2 separate regions of the Homo sapiens genome follow, and region 2 is linked to region 1. Evidence: read pairs that join two places in POLR2A ChIA-PET (ENCODE). Cell type or tissue: OCI-LY7. All regions are shown on one strand. Links, peaks and the distances in the headings refer to the core of each region. The heading gives the core; the rest is flanking DNA.

Region 1 (4,397 bases), core at 183-4,182:
GGCTGAGGTGGGAGGATCGCTTAAGCCCAGGAGTTTGAGACCAGCCTGGGCAACATAGGGAGACCCTGTCTCTGCAAGTAATTTAAAAATTAGCCAGGCGTGGTGGCATGCACTTGTGGTCCTAGCTACTCGGGAGGCTGAGGTGGGAGGATTGCTTGAGTCTGGGAGATAGAGGCTGCAGTGAGCCATGACTGCACCACTGCACTCCAACCTGGGCGACAGAGTGAGGCTGTCTCAAAAACAAACAAACAAACAAAAACTTAAAAAAATGTTTTGTGTGCCTGCGTGTGCAGCAGTTAGAATGACAGCTGAGGTAAAACACGTATTACAAGCTTCTTCCTTGCTGTTGTTCTCTCATCTGCTTCCCCTTCCCGTTGCAGCAAGGAACCTGTCACCTGCACTGCCTGGTTTTGGTAGACAATGCCCAGGTGGCGGCGTCTTCCCTCTGACCTCACCACACCTGTGCCTCCGTGCTGCTGAAGCCCTCTCTGGGATAGGTTGGGACATTTGCTCCTGTCGCTTTCACACGTCTTTTAGTAACTCTTTTCTCTTTTCTTGTTTCAGCACATGAGAAACTTTCTCCTGCTCATCTGCTTTTGTTAACTAAATGCAGGAGCAGGCAGAGCTGTCTTTACTGCAGGAAGCCACACACACCTGCAGACCCGCCTCTGCCATCTGGTCCTTGCTTCTCCAGGTGTGGTCGGCATCCCTGGGAAGCTTGTTTACACAAGCTTCTGGGGTCTCACTTTCGGGGATTTTGATTCATAGGAATAAGGTGGACTTAGAAATCTGTGTTTTAATAAGCACCCCCAACCCTTCCTCAGAGATCTTACTATAAAGCTCAAGAACCATTCATTGGTCCAGGTTCATCTGGTCTAGGAGAGTATGAAAGGGAAGCGTAATGAAAGCACATGTTCACTCATGGCTGCCCTTGACTTCCTTTGGAATTCTCACTCCTTTTGGCCCCAGTTCCATGGGTCTTTGTACAACTGGCTGCTACCACCATGCCTGGCTCTGGGGCTCTTCCATTCCCTTGGCTTGGCTGTGGACAAATACATACTCTCTTTGGCCTGGTGCAGCTGTGGATGCCTGCCAATTGTTTTCTAGTCGTTGCTCTGCTGCTAAGAATTAGTTCACACCAAGTTTTGATCCCACTGATTGAGAAGAAGCCCAATCAGGGCTCCTGATTATGGTGGCTAAGAGCATGGTAGTTACGGTCTTGGCCATGGAAGTTGGAGGGACCTGAGTTTAAATCTCAGCCCCACTCAGTAACATGGCTGTGTGGTTTAAGTCAGACACAGGATCTTTTTGGGCCTCTACTTTCAGATCTGCAAAATAGGATGAAGATATTTTCTGTACCTATGTCAAAGAGTTGATGAGTGGGAAGAATGAAAACATATTCTAAAGGTAAGATTGTGACATGACTGTTGTGCTATAGAGAAAAATATTCAAATTGGTTGCCATGATCCCTTAGAAATTAAAAGACTCCAACATTCTTTTATGTTGAGAGAAATCCCCCAGTATTCTGGAAGTAGTGGGGAGGATGGAGAAATTTTCCTTTATGGGAAACTTAGAAAAAAAAAAGTTGAAATCAATGAAAGCTGACCACCTACCATGAAACTAAGATCAAAGCTGTTCTCTTTCAAATGCAAGAGGAGAAGTTAGCTGGTTGTGTTTGTCTTTCTTCATGTGGGGTGTCTTCTCAGGGCTTGCCACTTGCGGAGTGTGAGCCTAGACAGTGGTCAAGGCAAACCCATATCCTCCCTTGTAAAATGGGAAGGACAATTGCAGGGTCCATCTCAAATTTTATTTGTTAGTTGATAGACACCCATTGTCAGGAAGAAAACTGCTCTCGAAGAGCTGGAGGCCTTCACACCTGCCAGCTGAAGCGTTTGAGGCTGTACCGGCTGCTTCTGAGAAGGCCCTAGTTGTCACACTTGAGCAACTGAGCATCTGGGTGGCTGGAAACCCAAGAACGGTGCCTAGCTCGGCTCTGTCCGGCCTCGAGTCCCCTCATCCCAGACTGAACTGCTGGGGGTGCCCTCTGGAGGTTTATTCGTTTTGGTCTCCTGGTGTTGAAGAATCTGGCTCCTTTTCTTCTTCTTCTGTTTTTTTAAAATTATTTTTATTTCTTATTGATTAAGGCCTCCAGCTTTGCAAAAGAATCTGCCCCCTGCTTTAAAAAACAAAAAAATATTTTTTCTTTTTCTTTTTTTTTGAGGCAGGGTCTCACTCTGGTTACCCAGGCCGGAGTGCAGTGGCCCGATCTTGGCTTACTGCAGCCTTGACTTCCTGGGCTCAAGTGATCCTCCCACCTCAGCCTCTTGAGTAGCTGAGACTACAGTTGTGTGCCACCATGCCCGGCTAATTTTTGCATTTTTGTAGAGACAGGGTTTCACCGTGTTGGCCAGGCTGGTCTTGAACTCCTAACCTCAAGCCATCTGCCCACCCCGGCCTCCCAAAGTGCTGGGATTACAGGCATGAACCACCATGCCCAGCCTGGCCCCTGCTTTTAACAGGATCACTAGCTATGCTCAGCTGGAGTCTACCGCATGCAGTAGGTGCAAACCTGAGCCTATAATTCTGTGCTTTAATTGTGCAACAGGACTTTGAAGCAGGCCTTTCCCAAACTGGTGGTGTGCAGGGGAAATGCCTTGTAGATATTGCTCACAATAGGGAAATCCTCTCCAGTATACTCTGACTGGGGCAGAAATCCTCAGTAAAGGGTTGGGCTTTGAGAGGTATTTCAAAAGAGAGATTAACACTTGTTGTAGAAGTGCTAATCACTGATTGAATTAATCAAGGGCCAAACTACAAGGTGTTCACAAGAAAGATTAGTGACTTCGGGTGTGAATATTCGAAACCAGTATTGGGAAGCCCGGGCCCTGAGGTTTTCCTGAGCACACAACAAAAAAAGGACAAATAGAAGACAGGGTAACGAACGCACCTAGCAATTTCTCCCTAGGCAGTGTTTAGGAATCATTGTTGGAAATATTAACTATCAAGTACATATACAATGTTTAATTTATAATAAGCACTCACACATGTCAGGTTTTGTTATCCCTTTTGTCTACTAAGACCCCTTATTAGAAATTTCAACTGAGAACTAGAGCAAAACATTTTTTTTCTTTAGAGAGAGAGAAAAAGACTGGCTCAATTACTTTTTTAAACATTGAAGAATAGTTTGCCTGCAGGAAAGTTAATAGATCTTAAACAGTGTAAGTTCAACTTCTTTTATAATAAAAGATTGGGAAACAGATTTCAGTGCTACAACATACGGTAAAATGATTTTGTACTTCCTTTCTAGAAAAGGGGATCTGTAATTAGAGAACCAAATAACCAAGGACGTATAACCTGAAAGTGAAATTAGAGCATGTAAGGAAATGGTTGCTTCAAACAAACAGCTATGTCCAAATCACTGAGGCTGTAGGAAATGGTTTTCTAGGAAGTCTGTATTTGCAGGGGACACAGTGGGAGGGAGTGGGGAGGAGGTGGGTACCTGGTGGTGGTTTCTTAGAGAACAAGGAGCTTTGAGAATGAAGTGTTAATTTTATAAGAATATGATGAACAAATCCAAAAGAAGGAAACAAAAAAAAGAACAGAAGGAGATAATATATTAAGTGGAGTTAACTTGGAAAAAGTCATTTAAAAAAATCCAGGTGGGGCCGGGCACAGTGGCTCACGCCTGTAATCCCAGCACCTTGGGAGGCCAAGGCGGGTGGATCACCTGAGGTCGGGAGTTCCAGACCAGCCTGGCCAACATGGTGAAACCCCCTGTCTACTAAAAATACAAAACAAACAAACAAACAAGCAAAAAACCGGTCATGGTGCTATGCGCCTTTAATCCCAGCTACTTGGGAGGCTGAGGCACGAGAGTCGCTTGAACCCAGGAGGTGGAGGTTGCAGTGAGCCAAAGTGGTGCTACTGTACTCCAGCCTGGGCGACAGAGTGAGACTCTGTCTCAAAAAAAAAAAAAAAAAAAATCCACGTGAAACAATTGATAGGTGAATGAGTGCTTTCTTACAACTGAATAGAGGAAGGAGGAGGACACTTACATTTATTAGGCTTTTGTAGGGCCATTGAAGGACAAGGAGGGGTAAAACCATAATATACTTTAGGCTTCCAGCCCAAAGAGGACTTCACATTTAGACAATTGTAGACTAAAGAACTTGAGTAGATGATCCCTTGTAAACATCACTGTAACATACTACAAGGTGGGTAATATTACAGATGGGAAAACAGAAGCTCAGTTTAAAGTCCTGGAAATATCAGTGTACGTTTTGAATGTAAACCAGCCAAAACGGATCCAAAGTTGTGGAAACATGCATCTAACTTTTCTTAGATGGAAAAATTTGTTTACGATACAAATACAGTAATTTATACAATTATTCAGGTAA
Region 2 (4,397 bases), core at 216-4,215, 130 kb before region 1:
ACATAGTGAGAACTCGTCTCTATAAAAAAAAAATTTTTTTTAATTAGTTGGGCATGGTGGCACAGGCCTATAGTCCCAACCACTTGGGAGGCTGAGGTGGAAGGATTGATTGAGCCCAGGGGTTTGAGGCTACAGTCAGCTATGATTGCGCCACTGCATTCCAGCCTCGGGAACAGAGTGAGACTTTGTCTCTAAATATATACAAGTCACTAAACAAACCACTACAACCCACAGCAAGTAACAAAAACCCTGAGGAGTGAAGAATCTGGTTTCCAGAGTTAATAGTAAAGTAATATTCAGCTTTCAACAAAAAACTGTGAAGCATGCAAAGAAAGTATAGCCCACTCAGAAAAAATTAGAATAAACTATCTGAGGAAGCATAGACATTGGACTTTAAGACAAAATTTGTAAATCAACTGTCTCAAAAGTGCTCAAAGAGCTAAGGGAATACAGGGAAACAATGTCTCATAGAGATTGTCAAAGAAATTATAAAAAGGAACCATAAAAATTAGCTGAAAAGTGCAATAAAAAAAAGGGGGAAAAAATGGTTCTAATAGCAGATATGGCCAGACAGTAGAAAGAATCAGTGAAGCTGAAGGTAGATCAATTGAAATTATCCATCTGAGGAGCAGAAGAACAAAGGAAAGAAGCAATTTAAGAAAGCTATGGATTACCACCAAGCATACCAACCTTTGCAAAATAGGAGTTTCAGAAGGAGAGGAGAGAGAAAGGGGCAGAAAGAATATTTGAAGAAATAATGGCCCCAAACACCTCAAATTTGTGAAAACACTTGAATGTACCCATCCAAGAAGTTTGCAGAACTCCAAATAGGATAAGTCAGGAAAGATCCATGTCGAGACATATATAAACTGTCCAAAACTGAAAAGAGGATCTTGGAAGCAGAAAGACAGTGGCAATCAGAGAAATGCAAATCCAAATCACAGTGAGATACCACTTCACATCCAGAAGGATGGCTATAACAAAAAATACAGAAAAAAAAAAGTGGTGTTGGGGATGCTGGAAAATGGGAGCCTTCTTGTTTTCTGAGATGGAGTGTCGTTCTGTCACCCAGGCTGGAGTGCAGTGGTGCTATCTCAGCTCACTGCAACCTCCACCTTTTGGGTTCCAGTGATTCTCCTGCCTCAGCCTCTGGAGTAGCTGGGATTACAGGTGCTTACCATCACACCCAGCTAATTTTTTTTCTGGCTAATTTTTATATTTTTAGTAGAAATGGGGTTTCGCCATGTTGCCCAGGTTAGTCTTGAGCTCCTGATCTCAAGTGATCCACCTGTCTTGGCCTCCCAAAGTACTAAGATTTCAGGCGTGAGCCACCCCGCCCAGCCTGAAAATGGGAACCTTGTACATTGCTCATGGGAATGTAAAATGGTTCAGCCACTGTAGACAAAGAGTTTGGTGGTTCCTGAAAAGATAAACAGAATTACCATATAGCCCAGCAATTCCATTCCTAGCTGTCTTCCCAAGAGAAAAGAAAACATGCATCCACAAAAATTTATACACAGATGCTATAGCAGCACTATTCACAATGACCCAATGGTGTAAACAACCCATCAATATATGAATGGATAAACAAAATGATTATATACGTATGATACATTACTCAGCCATAAAGATGAAGTACAGATACAGGCTACCATATGGATAAACCTCAAAAACATTATGCTAAGTGAAAGAAGACACAAAAGTTCACATATTCTATGATTCCAGTTTTATGAAATATCCAGAATAGGTAAATTCATAGAGTCAGCAGACTGGTGGTGGTTAAATCTGGTGTGAGGGGAATGCAGAGTGACTGCTTAATGGGTATGGGATTTTCTTCTGGGGTGTTGGAAATATGTTGGAACTAGCCTGTAATCCCAGCACTTTGGGAGGCCAAGGAGGGCGGATTACCTGAGGTCAACAGTTTGAGACCAGCTTGAGCAACATTGTGAAACCCCGTCTCTACTAAAAATACAAAAAATAGCCAGGTGTGGTGTCGGGTGCCTGTAATCCCAGCTACTCGGGAGGCTGAGGCAGGAGAATCGCTTGAACTTGGGAGGCAGAGGTCACAGTGAGCCGAGATTGCACCACTGCACTTCAGCCTGAGTGACAGAGTGATACTCTTTTTCTTGTTTGTTTTTGAGACAGAGTTTTGTTCTTGTTGCCCAGGCTGGAGTGCAATGGCGCAATCTCGGCTCACTGCAACCTCCGCCTCCCAGGTTCAAGCGATTCTCCTGCCTCAGCCTCCCGAGTAGCTGGGATTACAGGCGCCTGCCAATATGCTCAGCTGATTTTTGTATTTTTAGTAGAGACAGGGTTTCTCCATGTTGGTCAGGCTGGTCTCGAACTCCCGACCTCAGATGATTCACCCACCTCGGCCTCCCAAAATGCTGGGATTACAGGCAGGAGCCACTGCACCTGGCCAGGGTTCTTACACTATATATGAATCAGTATAATAATTTTTGAAAGTAGACCATGGTTAATTCATGATGTATATTGTAAGCCTTTGGGCAATAACTAGGCAAAAATTTTAATGGATATAAAACAGATTCATAAAAGTACTCAGTTAATTTTAGAATTACAGAAAATGAGGAAAAGGGGACAAAGAACAAAGAAAATAAACAGAAAAGAAGTAGCAAATGGATATATTTAAGCCCAATAACATTAAATGTAAGCGGTTTAAATAAACTAAAAGATAGATCATCAGATTGGATAAAAAGTAATTATAATCTATCTACAAGAAGCCCACTTCAAATAGAAAAGATATATACAGATAAACAAGAAAAGGATGGGAAAGATACACAAACCCTCATCAAAAGAAAGCTAGAGTGTCTATATTACTACCAAAGTTGACTTTAGAATGAGGAATGTCACCAAGGATAAAAAGGAACATTACATAATGATAAAGATGTTAATTCACAAAGAGGTATAACAATTCTACATATGTACGTACCTAACAACAGAGGTGCTAGAAACTGACAGGACTGAAAGGAGAAATAAACAAATCCACAGTTATAGCTAGAGACTTGAGCATTTTAAGTAACAGAACTAGAAAGAAAATCAATAAAGATATTGAAGACCTGACAACTCTGTCAACCACCTTGACCTAATGAATATTTATAGAACAATATACCCAACAATAGGGGAATATATTATTTGTGAAGTGCTTGAAACATTCAAACAATATGAACTATATTCTGGGTCATTAAAAAACAACTCCACAAGTTTTAAAGAATTGAAATCATACAAGTATGAAGTCAATACATACAACTTGAAGTCAACAATACACACAACTTGAAGTCAATACAAGTCATACAACTTGAAGTCAATAATACATAGTTGGGGATTTTCCAACTATGTATTATTGACTTCAAGTTTAACTCAATTTTAAGTCAAGTCTAATTCCCCAAATATGTCCAAATATTTGGAAATTAAACAACACACTTCTACACTTGATCTTAGCCAAAAGGCCGAGAAACGATAAACAACACACTTCTAAACCTACTCATCAAAGAGGAAATCACATGTAAAACTAGAAAAATTTAAACGGTGGCTTGTGCCTATAATCTCAGCTACTCTGGAGGCTGAGGCAGGAGGATCACTTGAGGTCAGGAATGTGAGAGCAGCCTGGGCAACATAGCAAGACCCCATCTCTAGAAAACAAAAAAATTAAAAATTTGGCTGGGTGCAGTGGCTCACGCCTTTCATCCAACACTTTGGGAGTCAAAGGCAGGCAGATCACTTGAGCATGGGAGTTCAAGACCAGCCTAGGCAACCTGGTGGGACCCCCATCTCTACCAAAAATAGAAAAAATTATCTGGGGGTGGTGGAGCATGTCTCTATTCCCAGCTTCTTGGGGAGGCTGAGGTGGGAGGATTGCTTGAGCCCAGGAGGCAGAGGTGGCAGTGAGCCGAGATTGTGCCACCGCATCTTGGCCTGAGTGATGGAGTGAGATCCCATTTCAAAAAAAAAAAATTAGCTGAGTATGGTGACACACACCTGTAGTCCCAGCTGAGGCTAAGGCAGGAGGATCACTTGATACACATATGCATACATACATACATATATGTATGTAGGTGTAGTTATATAATATATATAGGTATGTACAACTATAAATTTCTTCCTCAGCACTGCTTTAGTTACATCCCATAAATTTTGGTGTGTTGTATATTTGTTTCATTCCTCTCATAGTATTTTATAATATCCCTTGTGACTTTTTCTTTAACCAACGGGTTATTTAGGAGTGTGTTGTCTAATTTCCTCATATCTGTGAACTTCTCAAATGTCCTTCTGTTGTTTATTTCTAATTTTGTTCCATTATAGTTGGAGAAAAATACTTGGTATTACTGCAGTCAATTTAAATGTATTGAGATTTGTCTCATATGTCATAGGCCTAACAT

What was found. Peaks named below come from ENCODE experiments on the same cell type or tissue, not always from the same donor. Only the 100,000 strongest peaks of a DNase experiment are listed, where the experiment ranks them.
Region 2: POLR2A ChIA-PET joins it to region 1 with 7 read pairs; 2 of 35 experiments call an interaction of 5 or more read pairs at or near these places.

Annotation. Positions count from the first base shown.
Region 1 is chr10:92,787,285-92,791,681 of GRCh38, forward strand. No RefSeq gene overlaps it. Among named protein-coding and RNA genes, the nearest start is that of EXOC6, 59 kb to the right of the region's middle. In OCI-LY7, for the core only: CTCF peaks have their summits at 525 and 2,048 (motif pointing left); DNase peaks (open chromatin) are centred at 517 and 1,927; H3K4me3 peaks cover 674 bases; H3K27ac peaks cover 854 bases.
Region 2 is chr10:92,657,064-92,661,460 of GRCh38, forward strand. It overlaps the pseudogene RN7SL644P and the pseudogene LOC124902594. Among named protein-coding and RNA genes, the nearest start is that of HHEX, 31 kb to the right of the region's middle. In OCI-LY7, for the core only: no CTCF peak of the experiment used is centred there; no DNase peak of the experiment used is centred there.